2 separate regions of the Homo sapiens genome follow, and region 1 is linked to region 2. A link is a contact called in ENCODE Hi-C or POLR2A ChIA-PET data. All regions are on one chromosome and are shown on one strand. The core of a region is the stretch at or near the end of the contact, and the rest is flanking DNA. Distances in the headings are between cores, read along the strand shown. Region 1 holds the start of TMEM170A (transmembrane protein 170A). Region 2 overlaps ZNRF1 (zinc and ring finger 1).

Region 1 (5,867 bases), core at 3,248-5,747, 420 kb after region 2:
AGCCGGTAAGTTTCTTAAGTTTCTTCTTTGTACAAAGAACGTTTCTTCTCAGGATGATGCAAATATTCTCAAATTAATTGTGATAGTTGTATAACTCTGTAAATATACTAAAAACCACTGGATTGTACACTTTTTTAAAAAGTCAGAATCATCCCATCTCTGTTCAAAATTCCCCAGTAGAGCCCTCCAGGATCTACCCTCCCCTCCTCCTCTGTGCGTTGCCGACACAGTCCCTCCAGGCACCCTGGGCTCCTCAGTGTTTCTTCTGCAAGCTCCTGTTTCAGGGCCTCTGAATCTGCTGCTCCCTGGCCTAGAACACATGCTCTTCCCCAAGTAGCTGTTGGCTCATTACTCACTTTCTTCAGATTTTGACTCCAATATCATCACCATCCAGGGCCTCCCCATCACTTTACAGCAAACAGCAATCCACCCCCACCACACAGGCCCTGCCCCTTCCCAGGCCCCTCACCACCAGCTGTTTTGTTTTTCTCTCTCCCCATTGGAATGAAAGTTCCACGTGGGAAGGGGCTTTGCTTTGTTACTATGGCATCTTGACTTGGTGCCTAGAAAACAACAGGCACACAATCAACACTGAGCAAATATTTTTTGAGTGAATGAATAAATGACTGGTCCAAGTGTGACCAGTCTTGATTCCTGCAAGGATGACACAAAAACATTACTGGGTTTTTAATTATCACTAGATCTAATTTGACACTGATTTAGTGAAATCTGTATCTTCTGAAGATGAATGTCATTCTTGATACAAGATAAAGATCTCAGTTTCTTGGTTTTGAGGTTTGTTAAAAATGACAACAATAAAGGAAAAAATTTTAAACTGCATTTGCAGTTTAGCCATTTACTTATACTCATTTATTTATTTTTGAGACAGTCTCGCTCTGTGGCCCAGGCTGGAGTGCAGTGGCATGATGTCAGCTCACTGCAACCTCCCCCTCCCAGGTTCAAGCGATTCTCCTGCCTCAGCCTCCCGAGTAGCTGGAATTACAGGCATGCACCACCACGCCCCGCAAATTTTTGTATTTTTAGTAGAGATGGGGTGTCACCACGTTGGCCAGGCTAGTCTTGAACTCCTGACCTTAGATGATCCGCCCGCTTCGGCCTCCCAAAGTGCTGGGATTACAGGCGTGAGCCACGGCAACCGGCCAATTTAGTCATTTAGATGTCTACCTAACCCTCCGTAGGTAAATGGCTAAACTGCAAATACAGGTAATAAAGAAAAAATCAATTCAGTACTTCCTGGTATACATAAATATGTCAGAATACTTCAGAACAATGATTCTGCCATAATGAGTTGGCATACACTGCAAGTAACCTTTTCTGTGGGGCCAAAATATCAATACAACAGATTCAGGACAATGAATGCAACTCCTGTTAAGCAGATTTTGGTGTCTCAAATAGGATATAACTTCATGTATTTATTACACCCATTATTCCTGCCAAAGATGAGACACAGCAGGGAGGTTATGTGTTTACTACCAAATTCTGATCTACTTGGGGTCAAGGGCTATGCCTCATACCTGCTCATAACACCAGACCAGAGTTGGCACTTGGCCAAATGTATACTTACTGAATAAACGATCTCTGGTAATCGACATCACAAGTTACATACCCATAACAGTAATCATAAACTCAAGAACATACTGAAGTTTAATATTTTCAGAAAAAAGTTCTGAAAGTAAAACAATTCACATGGCTACAGATTACCTACTGTGATGTATTAAACCTATCCCAAATCCACTTATCTCAATCTTTTCTTAATGAAAGGGAACTAAAAGCCAGAGACTCAACAGACTATTCAGTTCCAACTTATGACCCTACATATGACGTTTAATTAACAGAGGATGCAGGAACCCTTACAGTAGAGAGTTCTGATAGACATCATCTTCACCAAATGATCAAACTTGGTAGTAAAGAGAGGATGCAGATACCCTTACAGTAGAGTTTTCATAGACACCATCTTCACCAAATGATCAAACTTAGTATTATCAATGAAGATACAAATTGACATTCAATGTCTCTTTTTTTGTTGAGACAAAGCCTCGCTCTGTCACCCAGGCTAAAGTGCAGTGGCGCAATCTTGGCTCACTGCAACCTCTGCCTCCTGGGTTCAAGAGATTCTCGTGCCTCAGCCTCCCCAGTAGCTGGGATTACAGGCACACACCACTACGCCTGACTTTTTAGTAGAGACAAGGTTTTGCCATGTTGGCCAGGCTGGTCTTGAACTCCTGACTTCAGGTGATACGCCTGCCTCAGCCTCCCAAAGTGCTGGGATTACAGGTGTGAGCCACTGAGCCAGGCTGACATTCAGTGTCTCTTGATGTGATGTACTGGTGAGTGGACGTCACCTAGGTAGGTAGCGTTCTGACCAAAAATGTTTAATCTAAATCTAATCATGAAGACCATCTAATGAACCTAGATTGTAAAACAGTCTATACAACAATTCACATGGACTCTTCCAAAATGTCCATCTTAAAAAATTCAAACAAGGAAGTAACTGTTTTAGCTAAATGAAACTAAAGAGACGGACAACTTAATGCAATGTGTGAACCTTAGATCATGGAATATATATATTTTTTTAAGGAAAAAAATCTATGTGGACAATTGGGGAAATGTAAACAAGGCCCACACATTAGGTAACATTATTCTATGATGTTCAGTTTCTTGGATGTGATATGGTTTCATGGATAGAAAATGGTTTTTAGAAGATACATGTTAAGATTATCAGGCATCAAGCAAGTGTTATGACTTCTGCAACTTCCTATTGAATGACTCGAGTTGAAATGGGACATGTGACCTACATCTAAGTGTGATACGTATGTAATACATGTGGTTATATATATAGAGAGAGAGAAAGAGAGCAGAGAGAGAGAAAGAGAAACAGAAAGCCAAAGAATCAAAATATTACTGAGTCTAAGTAAAGGGTACATGGGTATTTGTTATACTGTTCTCTCAACTGTTTGGCAGGCTTGACATTTTTCAGGAAAGGGGAAAATTAAGGAAACAAAGATTAATCTGGTCCCAGTAGTGCCTCCAGATTGCACGAACATTTCATGTATCACACAGGGTCACCAGAATACCATCAATTTTTTGATATCACTGTCAAAAGTGATCCTAGCACCTTCTGAAATAACGTGAGCTGCCAGATTCTCATTTCAGGAATGACCACAAGCGAACATCTGCATCTGACCCCAACCTGCCTGATGACCTTACCCGCTACTTCACAATCCCGTCCGGGAAAATCCCTGGGCACATAACACTGCAAGTCCCAGGTGTCCGCTGAACGGCGCCTGGCAGTCGCTGCCCAGGGGATGAGAAATCACAGGTGCCTTGTTTGGAACTAGAGTCTGGAATCTCGTCCTCCTTCCCTCTGCTCTGGTCCCTCATTGTTTATGAAGACCTCAGTCCCCTCTGCTGGGAGCCCCACCTCCCCTTCCAGGGCCACGGGCTCTAGTCTTCTTGCCTTTCAAGGACCACACAAATAACTGTGCCTCCCCTCAAAGCTTTTCTCCTCCTTCCCAAGTGAAGTCCTCTCTCCTCCCTCCAGCTTTCAGGGCACGGAGCGCTCTTCCTGGCATTAGAATTCTGAGCAACCCTCCTAGCAGGCCCAGCTCAAGCCGCAGCGGGGAGGAAGAGTTCAAAGGAAGCTGTGCCAAAGATCTCGAAGGCTTAGTGGGAGACCCAGCAACAGGTGGCACCAGGTCTGGGAAAGATTCCTAGAAAGCGGAGCGGGTCTCGGAGGGGGAGGATTTAGCCCCAGGCGCCCGCGATCAGCGAACGAGCGCCTGCGCGGAGGGGCCGGGCTGCAGCCCCGGGGCAAGGGGAGCGCGAGCTCTGACTCCTCAGCGCGGCCGGGCCGCTCCGAGACCCCTCGAAGGAGGCCGGGCGCCGTGGGGCAACCCAGGCAGGGCGGGGACCACAGCCTCCCGGGCTCGTGGGGTGCAGCTCTGAACCTGAGGCGCTCGGAAGCTCAAGGCCAAGACCCGCTCGGGTGGCGGCCGAGCGCCCTCCAGCCCCGGGCCCACCTGCGGCCGCTCTCTGCATCTCACGCCCAGCGGGACTCCGGGGCTCCGCCTCAGGGACCGCCGAAGAAGTGATGGGGAAAGGGGCTCCGGGCGAGCAGCACGGCCCCCCTCCCGGAGGACAGCGCCCACGCCGCCAGCAGGCTGCGCACCCGGGACCCCGCCCAGACTCGGGGCGCCCACAGCACGGCAGCGGCGACGGCGGGGCGCGCAGTGCGCAGGCGCGGGGCGGGCCGTACCTGGGAAGGAGCAGAGGGAAGTAGAGTTGGGGCACAGGGTCCCGTTGCCCACCCGCGGCACAACCTTCAGGCTCAGGATCTGCTGCAGGAGCCCGGCCGACCCGCCGCTGCCGCCGCTCCCCTCGCGCTCCATCCCGTCGCCATTCACCACAGAGAAATGAGGGACGAGCGCCCGAAGTGCGGTAGCGGCCGGCGCCGACTCACCCTCGCCGCCTCAGCGTCACCTCCAGCCGGGGTCCTCTTCCCCCAATCCCAACGGCGCTGCCAAGTGACCGTTGCCTCCTCCAATCACAAGGCGCCGCAGCGCTCGGGCGCAGGGCCAGGGTTGTTCCCGCCCCCAACGTTGCGCAGGGCTCGCAGAGACACAGCCCCACGGACGCGCCCCCTCCTGGACGGCGCGCTCTGGGACCGCGCGCTCTGCTCTGCCCTTCTCTGCAGCGCCCCCTGTGAGAAAGTAGGGAATTGCATGCGCCCCAACAGAGCCGCGCTATGGAGTTACCAGGGATCTGGAAAAATACAGTGATGGAACGGATATGTAAAGTTCTAGTTATGACTGGACTCCAGCATTTATGAAACCTTCATGAACAGAACAAGAACGTTCTCTATTTAAAGCTGATAGTAGAAAGAGCCCATGCAAAGTCTGGTGTGGGACCAGAATGGGAGGGAGGCTATGTAGCCTCTATAGAGCTCGACTTAGTTTTAAATAAAATAAAATGTACAGAGATTCGGTTCAGAGCAATAAAATTAGATCACACTTTTTTCTTTTTTTTGAGACGGAGTCTCCCTCTGTGACCCAGGCTGGAGTGCGGCCGCGCGATCTCTGCTCACTGCAAGCTCTGCCTCCCGGGTTCACACCATTCTCCTGCCTCAGCCTCCCGAGTAGCTGGGACTACAGGCGCCCGCCACCACGCCCGGCTAATTTTTTGTATTTTTAGTAGAGGCGGGATTTCATCGTGTTAGCCAGGATGGTCTCGATTTCCTGTCCTCGTGGATCACACATTTTTGTCTCACCTCCCTTCAGAAAGCCTGTTAAAATGAAGGCAGAGAAATCGTAAAAAGGAATAAGCTAATGTTCAGTTTGTTTGCACTGCTGTAACAAAGTACCTGAGAGTGGGCAATTTATTAAGAACAGAAATTTATTTTCTCACAGTTCTGGAAGCTGGGAGGTCCAAGATCAAGGTCGCAGCAGGTTCCATGTCTAAGGACGGCCCGTTCCTCACTGATAGCACCGCCCGGGCGTCCTCACACGGTAACAAAGGGAGCCCACTCTCCAAATCCCTTTTATAAGGGTCCTAATCCCATAACGGGGGCTCCACTCTTCTGACTTAATCGTCTCCTAAAGGCCCCTCCTCTCAGTACTATCGCATTCCCACGAAGTTTCAGGACATGAATTTGGGGGAACACGTTCAGACCATAGCAGCCATTAACAATAGTGTTCTGGAAGGGAAGTTACCAAGGATAAGTAATGTCCACAAGGTTCCAGGTGATGAAGAGGCTTGTGACGAATAATAATGTTTTTGTTTGGTTGGTTGGTTTGTTTTGAGACAGAGTCTCACTTTGTTGCCCAGGCTGGAGTGCAGTGGCGAAATCT
Region 2 (6,067 bases), core at 1,061-3,560:
CCAAAGTGCAGGGATTACAGGCATAAGCCACCATGCCCAGCCCACTTACCATGTTTTTAAGTTCATATGTGTTGAGTATGTATCAGTAGTTTGTGCTGACATCGGTAGTTTTTATTGCTAAATAGTATTCCATTATATGAATTTACCACAGTCAGTCTATCCATTCACCAGCTGATAGACTTTTGGATTGTTTCTAGCTTAAGACAATTATGAATGATGCTGCTGTGAACATTCATGTTCGTGATTTTATGTGGACATAAGATTCCATATGAGAAGTTTGTGTTTAAACGTTTGAGAAACTGGCAGCCTTTTCCAAAGTGGCTGTACATTTTACATTTTCATGGGCAATGGTTGAGAGTTCCAGTTTTGCCACATCCTTGCCAACACCGTGTATTGTTGACTTACGGATTATAGTCATTCTAGTAGGTATGTAGTGGTACCACATTGTGATTTTAATTTATTTTATTTATTTATTTATTTTTGAGACAGGGTCTCACCCTGTCGCCCAGGCTAGAGTGCAACGGCATGATCTCAGCTCACTGCAGCCTCTGCCTCCTGGGTTCAAGTGATTCTCCCACTTCAGCCTCCAGAGTAGCTGGGACTACGTGTGCATGCCGCCATATCCGGCTAATTTTTGTATTTTTTGTTACAGATGGGGTTTCACCATGTTGGCCAGGCTGGTCTCCAACTCTTGACCCAAGTGATACGCCCGCCTCAGCCTCTCAAAGGTCTGGGATTACAGGCGTGAGCCACCGTGCCCAGTCCTCACTGTGATTTTAATTTGTATTTCGTTAGCTAGTGATGATCCCTTTTCATGTGTTTAACAATTCACTTATCTTTTTTGGTGAAATGTCAATTCAAATCTTTGCTTGCTTGTTGTTTTCTGTTTTTAAGACTTAATTCTCTCAGGAGTTCGAGACCAGCCTGGCCAACATGGTGAAACCCCATCTCTACTAAAAAAAAAAATATATATATATAAAATTAGCTGGGCATGGTGGCAGACGCCTATAATCCCAGCTACTCGGGAGCCTGAGGCAGGAGAATCACTTGAACCTGGGAGACGGAGGTCGCAGTGAGCTGAGATCATGCCACTGCAGTCCAGCCTGGGCAACAAGAGCAAAACTCCGTCTCAAAAAACAAAGACTTAATTATTTTAATAGAGCAGTTTTAGGTTCACAGCAAAATTAAGAGGAAGGTCCAATGATTTTCTGTATATCCTCATTTTTAAAAATTGAGTTGTTTGTCAGTGAGTTGTAAGAGTTTATGTATTATGAATATGTCTTTTGTCAGATATGATTTGCAACTATTTTCTCCCAATGTGTGGCCTGTGCTTTTATTTGCTTATATGGTATCTTTGGAAGAGCAAACATTTTTAATTTTGGTTGTCTAATTTATCAATTTTTTGCTTTTATGAATGATGCTTTTGGTATATGTAAAAAAAAGTGTCTAGACCAAGGTTACAAAAATTTCTCCTATTTTCATCTAGAAGTTTTATAGTTTTAGCTCTTACATATGTCTGTGTTCCATTTTGAGTTAATTTTTGGATATGGTATGAGGGAGGGAGTGTCTGTTTCTTTCTTTTTTTTTTTTTTTTTTTGTAAACACACATATTTCTAGTTGTAGCAACATCATTTGTTGAAAAGACCATCCTTTCTTCCTGAATTCCCTTGGCAGAATCAACTGGTCATAAATGTAGTGGTTTATTTCTCGGCTTTCAATTCTGTTCCATTGATTTATGTGTCTGTTGCTATTGTGGTTACTTGTAACTTTATGATAAGTTTTGAAATTGGGTAGTGTACAGTCTCCATTTTTGTTCCTCTTTTTCAAAATAATGTTGGGTTTTGACTATCCTAGGTCCTTTGCATTTCCATGTACGTTTTAGGATCAGCCTGTTGATTTCTGCAGAATGGTTTTTGAATCCTGATATTTTTTCATTCAGAGGTCCTTGTGACCTCTCACAGAGGGCCTGAAATGGGCTCACTGCTCTTTAGAGGTTATAATAAGCGAAGGCCTGCTGTACACCAATGCTTGATGTATTAGCGTTCTTCCAGGTTTGGCATGTTGGGTTTAACAGCTAGTGGGAACGCAGGCCAAGGCCAGCTCCGGGACGGTAAAGATGACCCTTGAGTGCTTCCCTTGGTGTTATACTTGGTGTCATCCCACCTCCTTGTCTCACTGGTAGTTGGCACTCCAAAAATACTTGAATAGAAGTGGGAGACTGTCTACAATAAAGAACAAGTTGAGACTGATGCATTTATCATCTCTCCTCTTTTTGAGCCTCCTTTGTTTTAAAGCCGTATTTATACCAATGAGTTTCTAAGCAGCCTGGCCAAGTCTGGTTCCCTCAGCCCTGAGCTGTGGCCAGCTTCATGGTTGATTGCATTTATCAGATTTTTTTCACCTGTTCTTGCCTAAGCCTGTAACACATTATCACTGAAACCAGACATGGTTTTATCTTTTCAGAAGCTTGTGAGAGGAAACTGGTGCTTCCCTTCCTCAGTTTTACTTTAAGGAACATTTTTTCTCTTTCTTGTAAAATTTGGCTGTTCTTCTTTTACATTTTAGACATGTGTTTGTTTTGAACAGGCTGCCTTCCAAAACTGTACAGTTCTTATCTTCCTTCTACCTCACCAGGCCTTTTTGTGCTGGATTCACTCAAACCCAGCTAATACTTACAGAACATTTAACTATAATATATGCAAGGAATCATTTTCAGTCCTGATAGATACACAGAAATGGATAAGACATGGTTCTTGCCCTCATAGAGCTCACAATCTGATAAACTCTGATAAAAGAGACAGTATATGGCATATATACACAGGTATATATAGCATGTAAGAGACATGGGGGATCCTGGGTTGGGTGGAGTACTGGTTTTCCACGAAACCTGTTGCATATCAGGAGCCAGCCATTCTTGCTTTGTACTTTTTTTTTTTTTTTTGAGACAGAGTTTTGTTCTTGTTGCCCAGGCTGGAGGGTAATGATGCGATCTCTGCTCACTGCAACCTCCACTTCCCTGGTTCAAGCCATTCTCCTGCCTTGGCCTCCTAGGTAGCTGGGATTACAGGCATGCACCACCATACCCGGCTAATTTTGTATTTGTAGTACTGGCTAATTTTGTGTTTGTAGTAGAGACGTGGTTTCACCATGTTGGCCAGGCTGGTCTTGAACTGCTGACCTCAGGTGATCCACCCGCCTCAGCCTCCCAAAGTGCTGGGAATACAGGTGTGAGCCACCATGCCCAGCTGCTTTGTACTTTTAAAATGTGATCTTGACTTTCAGAATTTAAACTTTGGAATTTCTTAGAGTGGTTTAGATGTCACCTTCCCTAGGTGTAGGACAGATAGAGCTCTGACTTTCTTTAAAATTTATTTTATTTTTTGAGACGGAGTCTCTCTCTGTTGCCCAGGCTAGAATTGCACAGCTTACTGCAACCTCTGCCTCCTGGGTTCAAGTGATCCTCCCACTTCAGCCTCCCAAATAGCTAGGACTATAGGCATACAGGCATGCGCCACCATGCCCAGCTAATTTTTGTATTTTTAGTAGAGACTGGCTTTTGCCATGTTGGCCAGGCTGGTCTCAAACTCCTGATCTCAAGTGATCTGCCTGCCTCGGCCTCCAAAAGTGCTGGGATTATAGGCATGATGAGCCACTGCACCCAGCCATTTTTTTTTTTTTAAATAGAGATGGGGGTCTTGCTATATTGCCCAGGCTGGTCTTGAACTCCTGGCCTCAAGCGATCCTCCTGCCTCATAAAGTGCTGGGATTACAGATGTGAGCCACCATACCCAGCCCAAGCTCTTGACTTTCAGGCTTCCTCATCCTGTTGACTTCTCTGCCACTAATTTCACAAGGCAGTATGGCCATATTTTTAATTAAGTTATTTGATGGACATACCCCTTTCCCTTGGAAAAGGGACTGCGTTTATAACAAATGAACCATGAATGGAATTCTTAAAAGTGAAGTAACATAATATGTTAAGCAGCTTATCTGTTATTTAATATAATTCCCTAAGGAGAGCTTAGTATGGTGCTCTGTCACCCATGGGCCTATTCAAAGTGGAATTCCTTTCTCTAATGTTGCATAATACTTCCACCAGAAGAAGGAGGTGGTAGAGTGTTTGAAATAATTATTGTGTTAGCTGCTGCCCCTGTCCTTTTTCTGTAATGTGGGAAACAAACTTCGTCTTAGGATCTTCTGGCAGGTGTCCTGGTTGGATCGTGGGTGGTGCTTGTCCGGCTGCCTCAAGGATCCAGCCTAGGGACATGTTCTTTGAGCACTTGATGTGAGAGTTTTATTTGTTTGTTTGTTTTTAATTTAACCCACACCCATGCAAACTATGTTCCCCATGCCAGGACCAGAATAACCCTGGCCAGGGCTCAAGAAAAACCTAGTAACAGACCTAAAATTAAATACATGAACTCTGCCTGCCCTTTTGCATTTGCATTATGGTTTTTTGTTAGGTGCTCTTGACCATTTTTTTTCTATTAGGAAAAGGCTGGGAAGGAGAAGCTTGAGTCATTACCTTAGGCATAGAGAGGGGATGGATGAGCTGTGAAGATTACTACTAATAAGTAGAGGTGGGACCAGTGCAAATTGTGCTGGGTGCAATATTTTTTTTTAACTTAGCAATAAAGATGCTATGACAGTGTCAATCGCTGGCTTTATCTGAGCCATCCATAGTAATAGACTTGTTTGTTTGTTTGTTTGTTTGTTTTTTAAGAGACAGGGTCTTGCTGTGTTGCCCAGGCTGGCCTCCTGCCATGGCCATAGCATGGTCTTGACTTTGAGTGTGAACCTGCATCTGGTGCCAGTAAACCTAACTTGCTCAGCTGAATCTTCTTCTTCGTCTTTTTTTTTTTTTTTTTTTCCAGAGACAGGGCTAATTCACCCAGGCTGGAGTGCAGTGGCATGATCATGGCTCACTGCAGTCTCGAATTCCTGGGCTCAAGTGATCCTCCCACCTCAGCCTCCCAAATAGCTGGCACTACAGGCCACTGTGTCCCGCTGTCATTTAGAATTTAATGTTTGCTTTTTTTTTTATTTTTATTTTTGAGATGGAGTTTCACTCTCGTTGCCCAAGCTAGAGTACAATGGCACGATCTCAGCTCATTGCAATCTCCACCTCCTGGGTTCAAGCAATTCTCCTGCCTCAGCCTCCCAAGTAGCTGGGATTACAGGCACGCACCACCATGCCTGGCTAATTTTTTTTATTTTTAGTAGAAACGGGGTTTCACCATGTTAACCAGGCTGGTCTCGAACTCCTGACCTCAGGTGATCTGCCTGCCTCGGCCTCCCAAAGTGCTGGTATTATTACATGTGTGAGCCACCGCGCCCAGCCAAATGTTTGCATTTATATAGGCCTCAATGAGTTGGGTGTTTCATTTTGTGTTTTGTTTTGTTTGAGACAGAGTTTTGCTCTGTCACCCAGGCTGAAGTGCAGTGGCACGATCTCAGCTCACTGTAACCTCTGCCTCCTGGGTTCAAGTGATTCTCGTACCTCAGCCTCCCAAGTAGCTGGGATTACAGGCATGTGCCACCACGCCCAGCTAAGTTTTGTATTTTTAGTGGAGACGGGGTTTCACCATGTTGCCCAGGTTGATCCCGAACTCCTGACCTCAGGTGATCTGCTGCCTTGGCCTCCCAAAATGCTGAGATTACAGGCGTGAGCCACCACACCCAGCTGTTTTCTTCTATTATTATTTTTTATTTATTTTTTTATTTTTTTGAGACTGAGTCTCGCTCTGTCGCCCAGGCTGGAGCACAGTGGCGCGATCTCTGCTCACTGCAAGCTCCGCCTCCTGGATTCACACCATTCTCCTGCCTCAGCCTCCCAAGTAGCTGGGACTACAGGCATCTGCCACCATGCCCGGCTAATTTTTTTGTATTTTTAATAGAGACGGGGTTTCACCGTGTTAGCCAGGATGGTCTTGATCTCCTGACCTCATGATCAGCCCACCTCGGCCTCCCAAAGTGCTGGGATTACAGGTGTGAGCCACCACGCCCGGAATGAAGTATTTCAGGTATACGGGACAGTACAGAAAAATAATATAGTGATCATCTACGT

What was found. Hi-C counts contacts between places; a loop is a spot of excess contacts on that map. ChIA-PET counts read pairs that join two places held with the same protein, here RNA polymerase II (POLR2A). Pooled maps may share reads with other maps.
Region 1: a pooled map shows a loop between it and region 2 (3-fold over the local background). The contact joins the promoter of TMEM170A here to the enhancer-like site in region 2. A Hi-C loop is called at or near these places in 1 of 50 pooled maps. POLR2A ChIA-PET finds 5 or more read pairs at or near these places in 2 of 52 experiments (Panc1 and endothelial cell of umbilical vein).

What each region holds. Positions count from the first base shown.
Region 1 is chr16:75,460,192-75,466,058 of GRCh38, forward strand. It overlaps TMEM170A (transmembrane protein 170A), which reads right to left and starts at 4,498. Exons shown (of 3, transcript NM_145254.3): 1 at 4,277-4,498. The coding sequence starts at 4,409. RefSeq lists enhancers at 2,929-2,978, 4,168-4,668 and a silencer at 3,845-4,474.
Region 2 is chr16:75,040,866-75,046,932 of GRCh38, forward strand. The region is part of intron 1 of ZNRF1 (zinc and ring finger 1); the gene reads left to right. Among named protein-coding and RNA genes, the nearest start is that of ZNRF1, 45 kb to the left of the region's middle. Within about 2 kb of position 2,311, at least 5 of the 41 ENCODE cell types and tissues checked have a DNase peak (open chromatin) inside an H3K27ac peak, as active enhancers do.